Regions from separate parts of the Homo sapiens genome. Here regions 1 and 2 are each linked to region 3. The links are chromatin loops, found by intact Hi-C in ENCODE. Cell type or tissue: CD4-positive, alpha-beta T cell. All regions are shown on one strand.

Evidence for each region. A loop is a pair of places that touch in the nucleus more often than their neighbours do. Peaks named below come from ENCODE experiments on the same cell type or tissue, not always from the same donor. Only the 100,000 strongest peaks of a DNase experiment are listed, where the experiment ranks them.
Region 1: it touches region 3 in a loop (10-fold over the local background); 4 of 110 quality-filtered maps call a loop at or near these places.
Region 2: a loop joins it to region 3, with 10 times the contacts of the local background. A loop is called at or near these places in 3 of 110 quality-filtered maps.

Annotation. Positions count from the first base shown.
Region 1 is chr12:51,006,660-51,011,659 of GRCh38, forward strand. It overlaps SLC11A2 (solute carrier family 11 member 2), which reads right to left. Exons shown (of 16, transcript NM_000617.3): 2 at 4,036-4,107; 3 at 1,817-1,965. The coding sequence starts at 4,069. It also overlaps the pseudogene RNU7-39P. Among named protein-coding and RNA genes, the nearest start is that of SLC11A2, 17 kb to the right of the region's middle. In CD4-positive, alpha-beta T cell, no CTCF peak of the experiment used is centred here; a DNase peak (open chromatin) is centred at 2,602; H3K27ac peaks cover 294 bases.
Region 2 is chr12:51,530,024-51,535,023 of GRCh38, forward strand. No RefSeq gene overlaps it. Among named protein-coding and RNA genes, the nearest start is that of SCN8A, 59 kb to the right of the region's middle. RefSeq lists an enhancer at 2,179-2,238. In CD4-positive, alpha-beta T cell, a CTCF peak has its summit at 2,068 (motif pointing left); a DNase peak (open chromatin) is centred at 2,068.
Region 3 is chr12:50,823,594-50,828,593 of GRCh38, forward strand. No RefSeq gene overlaps it. Among named protein-coding and RNA genes, the nearest start is that of TMPRSS12, 17 kb to the right of the region's middle. In CD4-positive, alpha-beta T cell, CTCF peaks have their summits at 1,969 (motif pointing right) and 2,192; a DNase peak (open chromatin) is centred at 1,928; H3K27ac peaks cover 464 bases.

The DNA of each region.
Region 1 (5,000 bases), 180 kb after region 3:
ACATAATAAAAACCTTGGTCTTCACAACCCCTCATTTTAGACACTCCACAGCCCCTCATTTTAGACCAGGTCTTTAGAAAATAACTCTTTCAACCAATTTCTTTTTTTATTTATTTTTATTTTTGTAGAGACAGGGTTTTGCCATGTTGCCCAGGCTGGTCTTGAACTCCTGGGCTTAAGCAATCCTCCCACTTCAGCCTCCAAAGTAGCTGGGACCACAGGTGTGCACCACCACACCCAACTAATTTTATTTTATTTTTTTTACTTGGAGACAAGGTCTTGTCACATTGCCCAAGCTGGTTGGTCTCGAACTCCTGGGCTCAAGCGATCCACCCGCCTCAGCCTCCCAAAGTGCTGGGATTACATGCATGAGCCACTGCACCCAGTGTCAATCAATTTCCAATCAGAAAATCTTTAAATCCACCTTTGACCTGAAAGGTGCCCCCTCCCCACTTCAAGTTGTCCCACCTTTCCTGATGGAACCAATGTACATCTTAAATATATTGGCTGATGTCTGCCTGTAACTTCTGACCCCTAAAACGTATAAAATCAAGCTGTAACCCAACCACCTTGGGCACATGTTCTCGGGACTTCCTGGGGCTGTGTCACGGGCCTTGGTCACTCATATTTGGCTCAGAATAAACCTCTTTAAACATTTTACAGAGTTTGACTCTTGTTTGTTTGTTTGGTTTTGAGACAGAGTCTCACTCTGTCACTCAGGCCGGAGTGCAGTGGCGCGATCTTGGCTCACTGCAGCCTCTGCCTCCTAGGTTCAAGTGATTCTCCTGCCTCAGTCTCCCGAGTAGCTGGGATTACAGGCACCCACCACTACGCCCAGCTAACTTTTGTATCTTTAGTAAAGACAGGGTTTCACCATGTTAACCAAGCTGGTCTTGAACTCCTAACCTCAGGTGATCTGCCCATCTCGGCCTCCCAAAGTGCTGGGATTACAGGTGTGAGCCACCGCGCCTGGCCTGTTTTGTTTTGGTTTTCGTTTTTGAGAGGAGGTCTCATTCTGTTACCCAGAGTGGAGTACCATAGCATGATCTTGGCTCACTGCAACTTCTGCCTCCTAGGCTCAAGTGATCCTTCCACCTCAGCCTCCCGAGTAGCTGGGACTACAGGTGCATACCACCATGCCCAGCTAATTTTTGTATTTTTTGTAGAGACAGGGTTTCGCCATATTGGCCAGGCGGGTCTTAAACTCCTGGGCTCAAGTGATCCTCCTGCCTTAGCCTCCCAAAGTGCTGGGATTACAGGTGTGAGCCTGGGCTCAGCCAGAGTTTGACTCTTTTTCATCAACAAACAAGAGGAAGGATAGCTTGAGGCCAGGAGTTCAAGACCAGCCTGGGCAACATAGTGAGACCCTGTCTCTAAAAATAAAAATAAAAATAATGAGCCTGGCATGGTGGCATGCCATCTATAGTCCCAGCTACTGGGGAGGCTGAAGTGGGAGAATCACTTGACCCCAGGAATTCAAGGCTACAGTGGGCTATGGTTGTGCCACTGCACTGGAGCCTAGATGACAGAGCAAGACCCTGTCTGTAAAAAAGATTAGATAGACAGATAGATAGATAGATAGATAGATAGATAGATAGATAGACGGACAGACAGACAGACAGAGATAGATAGATATAGATGGGGTGTGTGTGTGTGTGTGTGTGTGTATATATATATATAGATATATAGATATAGTCTTCAGAGATTGCCAGCCAAAATTAAACCTGAGGCTGCTGAACTTGAGCCATCCAGCAGATCTTTCACTCACAGGTTTTCCCCAGACAATAGTGTTCTCCTCCAAGGACCTGATACTAACCTCCTCCTCAGGAATGGAGATCTTCTCATTAAAGTAAGTGGCGAAGTACTCCTCTGAGTCCCCAGGGGACTGTGAAAGAGAGGGATTACTATAGGCAGGGTTGATGTTACCAAGACTGGCAGACTCCCCATGATCTCCAGAAACACTGTCTGAATTAACAGATTTGAAAATAAATTAGTAAAAAATGAACAAAATACACTAACAATTCATCCTTAGTATACTGAAATTAAATAGTTTAATATCTAAATGCACAAGAGACCAACCTGACTCTAGCTCAATTTATTTTGAATAGTTTATTTTTAATGTACATTTTAGAATAAGTAATACATTCACATGGTTAAAAATTCAGGAAGTAAAAAATTTAGCCTACACTAAAAAAGTTATCTCCCTCCCCCTCCCCCAGTCACTCAATTCTCTAGATCAGTTTTAACTCACAATGGTTTTCCTACTTCCACACTTCTACTCCTACTTGGGAATTTTTAGAGCCATTTCATTTTCCTCTAAAAACACTGACATATGGGCTCAAAATATCATATTCCCAGACCAGCTCCTGGTAACCTAAAATCCTAGCTTTTAAAAGAAAAGAACTAGGCCTGTCTAGCGAAATGTCCTCCCCACCTCCTATATTTGGTAGGACTTACTCAAATAATCGACCGTGGACATTATACCTCCATCAGACTTCTCAAAAAATGTGCAAGTTACAAAATCCTGCCACAGTTCAGGCTAAACTCTGAAGCTGCAGCAAAACCACCAAGCAGGAACCCTTTGTACTCTGACTAAGGCTTGCAGTAAAGTGCCGCCGGTCACGGGGTACTGGCACCCTCGTGATGGCAGGGCTCATCTCAGACTGATATCAGCGTTTCCCTGAGTTCTGCATTTTGCAGTCAATCTTAAATATTGGGAAGCAGAAGGTCTGGGAGAAAAGGGATACCCTGCCAGAAATACACAGAGCCTAGTTTGCTTCAGCCATCAAATGGCTATTTTGAATCACAAAGCTCTAATCTCTGTGTTTGCAATAAATCCTTACAACCTCTAATTTAAACAAATAAGAGCTTTCTTTCCATAGGGAGCTGACTCATATCATCTTAATTAAGCAGCTTTAAATTAATGAAGAAATTTATAGAAAAGGAACAGAAATTCCAAAGAAGCTCAGATTTAGGAAGGAATAGTCAAAGCACTCAAGAAGCTCCAATCAAATACAGAGCGTAAGGTACTCGCCCTGTATTTTACTGCTCCATACACATCTGAAACACCAGGAAGCATCATGAGTAGCCAAAACACTCCAGAGGTTTTTATCCTGGGTCTGGGAATAACATTGCCCTTGCAAGCATTACTGCCAGAAACCAAATTTCAGCTAATCTTGGCTCAACTCAGAATTGTAAAAAAGATACGAAGCAGGTCTCTGGTTAAAAATCTGTTTTCAGGGCCGGGCACAGTGGCTCATGCCTGTAATCCCAGCATTTTGGGAGGCCGAGACGGGTGGACCACCTGAGGTCAGGAGTTCAAGACCACCCTGACCAACATAGCAAAACCCCATCTCTACTAAAAATACAAAAACATTAGCCGGGCGTGGCGGCAGGTGCCTGTAATCCCAGGTGCTCGTGATGCTGAGGCAGGAGAATCCATTGAACCGGGGAGGCGGAGGTTGCAGTGAGCCGACACAGTGCCACTGAACACTAACTAGCCTGGGCAACTAGAGCAAAACTCCGCCTCAAAAAAAAAACCAAACAAACAAACAAAAAAAAAACATTCTGTTTTCAGGATGGGCGCGGTAGCTCATGCTTGTAATCCCAGCACTTTGGGAGGCTGAGACGGGCGGATCACTTGAGGTCAGGCATTTGCGAACAGCCTGGCCAACATGGCGAAACCCTGTCTCTACTAAAAATACAAAAATTAGCCGGGCATTGTGGCGTGTGCCTTTAGTCACAGCTACTCGGGAGGCTGAAGCAGGAGCATCACTTGAACCCATGAGGCGGAGGTTGCAGTGAGCCGAGATTGTGCCACTGCACTCCAACCTGGGTGACAGAGACTCCACCTCAAAAAAAAAAAAAAAATCCATTTTCATTTACAGCCTAAGTCACCAGATGGTGACTTTTGAATGGAGTTGTTAGAATAGATGATGACAGATGATGACAAGAGGAAAAATATGATAAATTTCTGTTACCAACATAAACCTAATTACAAATAAAATTAGACAATAACACAAAGCGGTAAATTACCATCTGACATCTTCTGTTCAGGACCCAGCACCATGGTGGATACCTGAGTGGCTGAGTTCTTAGAATATGATTCTGGAAAGGAGAAAAGTGAGGGAGAAGAATTAGGAAGAACAAACTAACAAGTTCAGAACCAGCAGTTTGTTACTCTGTATGACTGAATCCTTACTATGAAAAGAGTAATTTTTCTACTGAATTAGGTAACCTTGAAAATAATTACAGTTTTCAGAATATGACTGACAGATATTTAACAAAAAAAGAAAAGTCTTAGTCAAGATTTTGCTGGCAAGACTTCAAAACCAAATTGAAGTGTTACAGCTCTTTTAGAATGTGTCTAGCAGGCTTTCTGGCTTTCACTGTGAAACCCTTCACGGATGGCAGGGGGTGGTGGACAAATTGAACAGGAGGTATTTTAGTGAGACAGCAAATACCATTTTTTTTTTTTTTGAGTCTTTGAGTCGGAGTCTTGCTCTGTCGCCCAGGCTGGAGTGCAGTGGTGCAATCTCAGCTCACTGCAACCTCTGCCTCCTGGGTTCAAGTGATTCTCCTGCCTCAGCCTCCCGAGTAGCTGGGATTACAGGTGCCCGCCACCACGCCCAGCCAATTTTTTGTATTTTTAGTAGAGACAGGGTTTCACCGTGTTAGCCAGGATGGTCTCGATCTGCTGACCTCGTGATCCGCCCGCCTCAGCCTCCCATAGTGCTGGGATTATAGGCATGAGCCAACGCACCTGGCCAGGCAAATACTTTTTTAATAAGCATCTACACAGAGGCTGCTAGGCAAGTATCCATTCTCTGCCTTTGCCTCCAAATTATCCCAAGTGTCTAAAGCCAGACACATTTCCCCCTATTTTATGAGTTGTTTTTTTTTGTTTTTTTTTTAGTTTTTTTAGACGGAGTCTCACTCTGTTGTCCAGGCTGGAGTGCAGTGGCACGATCTCAGCTCGCTGCAACCTCTGCCTCCTGGGT
Region 2 (5,000 bases), 710 kb after region 3:
TTGGTAATATTTTGCACGTGTTGTCATGCATAGTTTTTGGGGGAATTAACTGCATTCCCGTCAGGCCCACTGGGAGAGGACACCTAGAAGGTTGAGCCTGATTGCCTGATTTCTCCTGGACATCGCCACCTACTTTGTCCCTTTGCTGATGTTCATCTGTATCCTTTCCCTGTAATGAACCATAACTGTGAGTATATCAGCTTTTCGGAGTCCTGTGAGTCCTGCCAGTAAGTCATTGAATCTGAGGGGGGTCTCAGGGCACAGATAATGCAATGTCTGTTATCAAAGAAGTTTAGAAGTGGATAATTTGTAATGATCTTTGTCTTCAGTTACTCTGATGCCTCTCCACACAATTACTTCATTCATTCATGCAACACGTGTTTTTGAACACCAACCATGTGTGGATACTGCATTCCAGGCACTGGGACATAGCAGTCAGCCAGACAAAGATCCCTGCCCTCATGGAGCTCATGTTCTAATGGGGGAAGGTGAGAGACTAAGCGATACACATAATGAAAAAGGTGATAATGCTATGGTAGGAAGAAGTAGAATAGGTACAGGGGATCAGGAGCACTGGGACGGGGGTGGGGCTCCTTGAGAAGGTGAGATGTGGCTTGACAAAGGTGAAAGTGTGCCATGGGGGTTCCTGAAAGTTCTCTGGAGGACTCATTTGCCCCTTGAGTGCTTGGGCCATGGCTCTCATTCTTTAATGAGCACCAGAATTACTTAGGAAGTTTGTGAAAGAGGCTGATTTCCAGACCCCTTTTGTGTGTGTGCGGTGGGATGGGGGCTGGCGGGGAAGTTAAGATTATAAAACGCACTTGCCGTGAGCCTGATGCTGGAGGTCCAGGAACTGCACTTAGAGACCCACTCCATCAGGCAGGCCTGGGCAAGGAATGAGAAACAGCCCTTGCTCTCGGAGAGCTCCCACTTGAGTGGTAACAGAAGGGAGAGCTGGGTAAAACACAGTGCCTGTCAGAGCATCTCTCTGCCATTAATGCATCCATGGGGAACGTCAATGCCCGAACTGACAATTAGCTGAGGGTGGAGAACTCTGAAGGGATGCATTTTGAGGAGCTGGGGTAGAAGGGATTAGGGGACAGAGGTGAGGACTCCTGCAATAAAAATACAGGTTCCCCAGAGCAAGACCAGAGGTGCTGAGAGACCAGAAATGATCTCTTCTGAAAAGACAAGAGGGCTTGGAATCTTCCTGGGTTTCCCCAGTGGTAGTTCTGTCTGCAAGACAAAGTCTTTGGTCATGGGGAGACTGGATAAATAGAAGGGGCCTTGGAGAGAGTAGCAAAGGCGGTCGGAGCCGCACCCAGCTGTCCTCAGATCCCCTTTCCAGCTGTGTATGTTCACTGTCGATGGCTCCTATCAACACCTGTCTTCAGACGATAAAGCACGGGCTCCTGGGGCTAAGTCACCCAGATGCACCAAGAACTGGAAGGGGCTGCCAGTTGACGTCCCCCTGGGGCAGCCGTGGTCAGCCATTGATGGGTGCAGCAGTACAAAGCCCTGTTCCTTTGCCCTGAGGGAGGGCAAACTCTGTGCTGCAAGGCACGCCCCTGGAGCTCCCTCAGGCATCAGGCTGAGGCTGGGACTTCACCCCAAATCAGACACTTGCCTGGCATTTACTCTTTCCCTATTCTACTGTCCCCACTTCCTTATAATATTTTCTTGGGAATATTTCCTTAGTAAACCACTTGAGCATGAATTATTGTCTCATCTGACCATAGACAGAGAAATACTTTAAGCACCAAAGCAACCCATACCTCGGCTCCCAGTTCCTTAGGGAGAGTGGGGAATAAACTCCCATGGCAACCCAGAAAGGCAGTCCTCTCCCCTTCCCCAGGCTGGACTGCCCAAACCTGCCCGGCCTGACTGCTCTAGAAAGGGCACCTTAGTGTCCATGGAGAGGTGGCACCAGGGCAGGTGGCACCAGGTTTCAGTTACCGCCCCTTCTTAGTAAACCCAGAAAGCCGTCTAGACAGTTCTGGGCATGCAAAGCCCCACTCAAGACTGGGCTGAAGAATCGGACTCTCCTTCCCGTCTTTGCTATGCCTGCCCTCTGCTGGAGGAACTCATGAACGGCAGCTGGTTAGAAGGGAAGGAGTGAGCCAGAAGCACCAGGGCTCCAAACCCCACCCATCCTTTAGGGTCCAACTCAAATGTCGCTTCCTCCAGGTAACCTCCTCTGATTCCCGCAGCTGAAAGCAAGCTCTCTGCTGTAAGCCCCCACGCCCTTCCTCTACGCGTCCCTAATGGTGCCGTCTACCTTATGTCCTGGTTATGCATTACATGTTACCTCCTCAGCTCATCTGTGAGCTCCCAGGGGAAGAGGATTTTTTTTGTTGCTGGAATTTACTCCCAAAGGATTTTGCACCTCCCTAGAAATATCTCCCACAACTAAGCCCTAAATTCACATCATTAAAGAGAGCCTTTTGAATTCAAGTGTTGTATCTCTAAAAAGGCCCAATTAAAATGTAACTATGAAAAGACATAACCAAGTTGCCTGGACTGTGAGTCATTAAACATTTAGGACATTAGCAAATTAATAGAGCTCAGAGTGCGGAGAGCCGAGGTGTTATCAGAAATGTTTTGGGTGCCAAAGAAAGATGAGAAAAGGAAGAAGGGTAAAGAAAAAAAGAGGAAAAAGTTGAGCATGAGGAACTTCTGAAGAGAGTTGACTGGATAAAGCTGGGGAGGGGCTGGGGGGTTGGAGGGAGGCAGGAGGGTAATAAAGTCCCATTTACCCTGGGGTAGAGATTCCAGAAGAACAGGTGGGGGACACATATCAATAGTGCCATTTTATCTTGTGGACCCAAAAAGAAGTTACTGGGTCCAAATGCCAAAAAAAAAAAAAAAAAGCCCAGTAAAACAAAATTTATAAATGCTTAATTAGACATCAGTAAAACATAACATTGTCAATTTCATTAATTGTTAAATTTAGTATTTATAAATATTTATTCCATTTGAAAAGAATTTTGTGGGTTAGATTTTTTTCACTTCTTAAGAATTCCTGGGTAGAGATGGTGACTCCTGAGTAATCGTAGCCAATAATAAATTAAATATTACTCATCGCCAAATAATTTCCAAAGCAAAATTATAAAATTCCTTTCAAACTTACAGGGCAGGGTCAGGCACGGTGGATAATCCCAGCACACTTTTGGGAGGCCAGGGCGTAGTGGGTCACTTGAGCTCAGGAATTCAAGACCAGCCTGGGCAACATGGTGGGACCTTCTCTACTCAGCCTCCTGAGTAGCTGTAGTCCCATCTACTCAGGAGGCTGAGGTGGGAGGATCGCTTGAGCCCAGGAGGTAGAGGCTGCAGTGAGCCGTGTTGGTGCCACTGCACTCCAGCCTGGGTGACAGAGCAAGACCCTATCTCAAAAAAAAAAAAAAAAATTATAGGGCAAATTATATTTAACATAGGATATGAGTGTGTTTTAATATATTTGCTATAATAAAACTAGGAGTCTCTGGGGCTTACAAAGTTCTTAAAATGGCCTTTAATATCAAAGATCAATTTCCTCCATCTGCTTCACAACAGTTTCACCCTAGATGATATCAGAGTCCTCACCTTTCATAAGCAGACAAAGCACCCAGAGACAAACTGCTTTCTTTTCTTCAACACAATTTGAATTTACCTTCTTGTCCACCTGCATGGGCAAATTAGTTGGTGATTAAATGCTTAGAATAGCTAACTATAAAGTTTTTCTGCTCTCAAGGAACTTTCCAGAGGGAAACAATGTTATCATTTCTTCTGTATATTTTCTGTGCATTTTATGTATTTCCAATCAAAAACTAAATACATATTCTCCAACTTCTCCTTTTAAACAAACATTAATATTCTGTGTATGTTGCTCACATTGCTATATTCCTCTTTTTTTCTACTTAACAATTGAATCCCCCTTGTAGAGCCCATAATTATTAGGAAATTAACAGTAACTCTCCCTCCACAATGGTCGAAAGGGGGAGTAAAGTACAGCCTTTAAGAGGTAGGAGCAATTTGCATCCAGAAAACACTGAGCTACTGAATGTAGTCAAAGAGAGCCCCTAAGTCATTTTATGCAGAAATAATTTAGACACTGGCAGAGCATGTCAAAGTCAGGGATATGGACTGGGTGAGCTTGTAGAAACCTGATGGCCAAGAGTGACAATTCTTCAGTGCAAGAGAAATGGTGCTGGGGAAAACCAGAGCCTTGTCTTTCTCCTCCCCTTCCTCCTCTTCCTCTTCCTCCTCTCCCACTTTTCTTTCCTCGCTTATTCTTGCTGGAAAAAAAAAAAAAGGTTGCCAAGAAGGCTGCAGGAATAGCCAAACGCAAGCAAAGAGAGGCTGATTATTCCATAAAAGCTGCACACACACTGGTGGCGGGGCGGGGGCGGGGGGGGATGGTGCAGGCAGCAGAGAACAGAGCTGTCATGCAAGCAGCCAGGGAAGCCGGGGCTGTCCATCCTTAGGAGGGAAAAGGAAGGAAGTCCCAGGTTTAGTCAAGTCATGTTTTCTTGACTTGTATTTAGAAACTTGGAGAATTCTACAGTGAAGTGATATTTATTTCGTGGCTGCTGTGCACCAGGCAGTAGGACACAGCAGGGAGCCAAACAGATAACAGTCCTGGTTTCATGCCGCTGACTTTCTAGACAGGGAAAAGCCAGTAAGCGAACACATGGCACATGTATGTGACATAAGAGCAGGCTGTGATCAGTGCCACAAAGACACAGAAAGAGGGTAAGGGGACGGAGAATGATGGGGTTATATGTGAGGTGTGTGCCTTTAGCCAGGGTAGGCAGGGGAGGCCTTTCGGAAGGGGTGGTGTCTGGGCGGAGACACAAATAAAGATTCCATCTCTGGGTAAAGTGGGTCCCAGCACGGAAGCCCTGGGTCTTGGCAGTGTGCGGGGGCTTGGTGGAGATGAGGCCACGTGGGGCAGAGTCCCAGGGAGAGGCTCATCCACAGGTGAGACCAGCACTAAAACAAATGAAACGGAATAGAGTAGA
Region 3 (5,000 bases):
AGATTTTATATATATAATCTATATTATATTATATATAATATATATTATATTATATATAATATATATTTTAATTATATATATAATAAAAATATATAATTAAATTATATAATATATATATAAATATATATATATTTTCTTTTTTTGAGGTGGAGTCTCACTCTGTCGCCCAGGCTGAAGTGCAGTGGCACGATCTTGGCTCACTGTAATCTCTGCCTCCCGAGTTCAAGCGATTCTCCTGCCTCAGCCTCTCGAGTATCTGGGATTACAGACGTGCGCAACCATGCCTGTCTAATTTTTGTATTTTTATTAGAGACGGTTCTGCCATGTTGGCCAGGCTAGTCTCGACCTCCTGACCTCAGGCGATCTTGGCTGGGAATACAGGCGTCAGCCACTGTGCCTGGCCTTCCCTCAATATTGATAGGGTTACATGCAGCAGTTTGCTGCCTTCAGTAAGTGTATATAACAATTTTTAACTGGTAAATTATGTATCAATCTAAAATTGTTTTAAGTCCAAGGTTCCCTATGTACATAATATACATAGTCATGTAATTTCCTTAATACTAAAATTTATTGAGTGCTTAGGCGCCAGGAAATGTGTTCAGGTAATGCTAAAGTAGTGCCATTCATACATTCAGCAGATACTTATCGAAGGCCTTTTCTATTCCAAGCATTACTAGGAAAAAAGTGATGAACGAAGCCGTGTTACAGCTCGTGTTGAACTTAGGTCTTAATGTCATCCTTGAGACTGGTATTTGCCTAAGGTTATATAAGCATTATTAAGGGATCTAAGATTTAAACCCAATTTCTAACTGCCCACTCTAAAATATTAATAGTAGTCCCTCCCCAGTACCCCTAACACAACCCTTATTAAACTCTAGGAGGAGACTGTCTAATTTTGTGCTCTGCTATCTCCCCACAGTCTAGGAAACCATCCCCACAGTCTAATCTAGTTCACTGGAGGGCTTCATAATGCAGATGCTCCTTTACTGTTTTATTGTTTGTGGTTTTTGTTGTTGTTGTTGCTGTTGTTTATTTGAGACGGAGCTTTGCTCTTGTTGCCCAGGCTGGAGTGCAATGGCGTGATCTCAGCTCACTGCAACCTCCGCCTCCCGGGTTCAAATGATTCTCCTGCCTCAGCCTCCGGAGTAGCTGGGATTACAGGCACGTGCCACCACGCCTGGCTAATTTTTGTATTTTTAGTAGAGATGGGGTTTCACCTTGGTCAGGCTGTTCTCGAACTCGTGACCTCAGGTGACCCACCCGCCTTGGTCTCCCAAAGTGCTGGGATTACAGGTGTGCACGCCTGACCTCCTCTACTGTTAATGATGGAGTTATATCCTGATAAACCCATGGTAAGTTGAAAGTATTGTAAATTAAAAATTCATTTAATACACCTAACCTAGCAAACATCATAGCTTAGCCTGGCCTACCTTAGACGTGCTCAGAATGCTTAGATTACCCTATAGGTAAATCATCTGGCAACACAGTAGACTGCAGAGTAACAGTTGTTAACCCTCTTGATCACATGGCTGACTGGGAGCTGCGGCTCTCTGCCACTGCCCAGCATTGCCAGAGTATTATACTGAATATCACCAGCCCAGGAAAAGATCAAAATTTGAAGCGTGTTTCCTAATGAATGAGTATCGTTTTCACACCATCATAAAGTCAAAAAATTGTAAGTTGAACCATTGTAAGTTGGGAACTTTGTTAAATCAATGAAGGTCTGAGTTCAAACTCACTAAGGTACAGACAGGTTTGAAACTTTGCCCAAGGTTACACAGTAAATAAGAAAACCAGGGTTCATACCTAGGTCTGATAAACTCCAAAGTTGTTTTAACTATCAGAATATACCTTCTTTCTTACGTGTGGTGTGGAAGAGTCTGAAAAACTTTATTCCATTGCGTCATAACCTATTATGAAAGACTTTAAAGGTTTTATTTAAATGTGTCCACTAGATGGCAACCCTCCATTTTAAAATCACAGAAGTTTTACACACTGATTTACACAGCTCTAACTCCAAAATTACTTTTTTTCTTTCCTGTTTTTTTTTTTTTTTTTTTTGAAACATGGTCTTGCCATGTTGCCCAGGTTGACCTTGAACTAGTGAGCTCAAGCAGTCCACCTACCTTGGCCTCCCAAAGTGCTGAGATTAGAGGCATGAGCCACCATGCCCAGCCCAGTCCCTGTTTTAATATTTACACAGATCCATAAATAATGCATGCTGGATTGCAGTATTTTTTTTAGAAGTTTATAAATGGTACCTTAATACTGTATCATTCCATAAATGAACGATCAAGTAGACCAGAGGAAATTTAGTGAGGAACGTAGGTATGGTGATTTAATAATTAATTTTGGAACAAAATGATCAAAGTTTTGCCCAACTGACAGCTCTTAGAATTTAATGCCGCATCTGGGGAAAAGGCTTGCCAATTTTTTTTTTTAATTCAGAAAAGCTGCAAATAACATAGGCTAAGTTTACAAAACATTTAAACAAAAACTGCCTTAGAGTTCTTAGCAATAAATTTTTTAAAAGGAAAAGGCCACATCTTGCCAGCTGTAGTCAAAGATAATCAAAATAAATGGAATTCCTATGAATTAACTATGTACTAAGTATTGTGGTAGGTGAAGGATGCCAAATACATATGAACCATGGTTTTTCACAAGCTCAAACTCTGCTTCTGGAGATGACAAAAGAGAACAAAAGGGCCCTCAACTTTTCACTTTATCATTGTGCACAAACACCTAGAATTCTATACCCAGTAAAAACACTCATCAATCCAAAAGACAAGAAAGGAGAGAAAAAGAAAGAAACAGGTGGGACAAACAGCCCAAAATAAGATGGTAGAAATCAATCCATATGTATCAATAATCATAATAAATGTAAACAAACTGGGCATTTTAGTTAAATGACAAAGATTGTCAGGTTGAATTAGGAAATAATATCTAACTATATGGTACTTATAAGAGGTAAATCTAAAATATAAGGAAACAGCAGGGCTGAAGACTTGGTACTTTAAGTAAAAACATGGAAAAAGTTATACCAAATATTAGCCAAAAGCAAGCTGGCATAACTATATTGAACAAGATAGACTTTAAAGCAAAAATAATTACTTGGGACAAAATCAGCCACTAAAAAAAATAAAAGACTCAGGTCTGGCGTCATGGCTCACACCTGTAATCATAGCACTTTGGGAGGCCGAGGTGGGCGGATCACCTGAGGTCAGGAGTTCGAGATCAGCCTGACCAATATAATGAAACCCCATCTCTACTAAAACAATAAATAAATAAAAAATACAAAAATTAGGCAGGCATGGTGGCATATGCCTATAATCCCAGCTACTCAGGAGGCTGAGACAGGAGAATTGCTTGAACCCAGGAGGCAGAGGTTGCAGTGAGCCAAGATAATGCCATTGCATTCCAGCCTGGACAAGAGTGAAACTGCCTCAAAAAAAAAAATTTAAAAATAAAAATAAAAGATTCAATTAACCTAGAAGATAAAACACATCTAAACTTCAGCACACCTAATACAGGACCTGGATGTTAAGCAAAATAAATATGAGAAATTTTTTTAAAACTACAATCTTAGTAGATTTTTAACATAGCTCTCTTATAATTGATATAAAAGGCAGGAAAATATCAGCTAAGATGGGGAGTTGAACAATGAGTAAACTTGACCTAATAGATATACTGAATTTCATCAATTGTAAGGCACCACTGATTGTAAGGCACACTATTATTTTAAATACCACTAAGAAAGAAAAACCACTGCCAAGTAAACTATGCCATTGTCATTGTGGTAAGATGCATGCTGATTCCAGAGATGTTTAAATGTGATCTGTGTGCACCTATAATCAGTGAAATTCGAGGCAGAATACACTACACAACTTCAGATAGTTCTTTTCAAACACGAGTGTTTATGAAAACATACCACATATTGGACAATAAAGTAAGTCTCAACAAATAATTTTCAAAGGATTGGTTTCACAGAGACCATATCCCGCCGATTTATATGTGTTTATCCTTTCAACAAAATCATACTATCTTGATTACTGGAGCTTCATAAAAAGTCTTGAAGTCCAGTTATGTAAGTTCTTTAAATTTTGTTGTTTTTAAAAAAATTATCTTGGCTATTCTAGTTCCTTTGTCTTTTTATATAAATTTTAGAATCAGCTTGTCTATATTCACAAAAAAAAAGCCTGCTGGGATTTTGATTAGAATTGCTTTAAACCTATGTACAATTTGGGAAGAACTGGTATCTTAACAATATTGAGTGTTTCCCATGAACACAATCTCTCTCTCTCCATTTATTTAGTTTATTTGGTGAGGTCATGTGTTCCTGGATGGTGTTGATGCTTGTAGATGTTCTTTGCTATCTGGGCATTGAAGAGTTAGGTATTTATTGTAGTCTTCACAGTCTGGGCTTGTTTGTGCCCTTCCTTCTTGGTAAGGCTTTCTAGATATTTGAAGGGACTTGGACCCCAAGCACAATAACGCCGTGGTTTTTGTAGGCTTACAGAGGTACCGCCTTGGTAGTCTTCGATAAGATCCAGAAGAATTCTCTGGATTACCAGGCAGACTCTTGTTCTCCTCCCTTACTTTCTCCCAAACACACAGAGTCTGTCTCTCTGTGCTGAGGCATCTGGAACTGGGGCTGTGGTGATGCAAGCACCTCTGTGACCACCACCACTGGAACTGCACTGGGTCAGACCTGATGCCAGCACAGCATTGGGCTTTGCCCAAGGCCCTTCCCTTCAAGGTGGCAAGTTTCCCTAAGCCCAGGCATGTCCAGAGATGCTGTCTGGGAGCCAGGGATTGGAGTCAAAAACTTTAGCAATTTACCTGATGTCCTATTCTACTGTGGCTAAGCTGGTACTCAAACCACAATACAAAGTCCTTCCCACTCTTCCCTCCATTTTCCACAGGCAACGGAGCCTCTCCCTGTGGCCACCACCACCACTGGCCCATGGGTGGTTCTGCCAGGCCACTGCCGATGTTTGCTT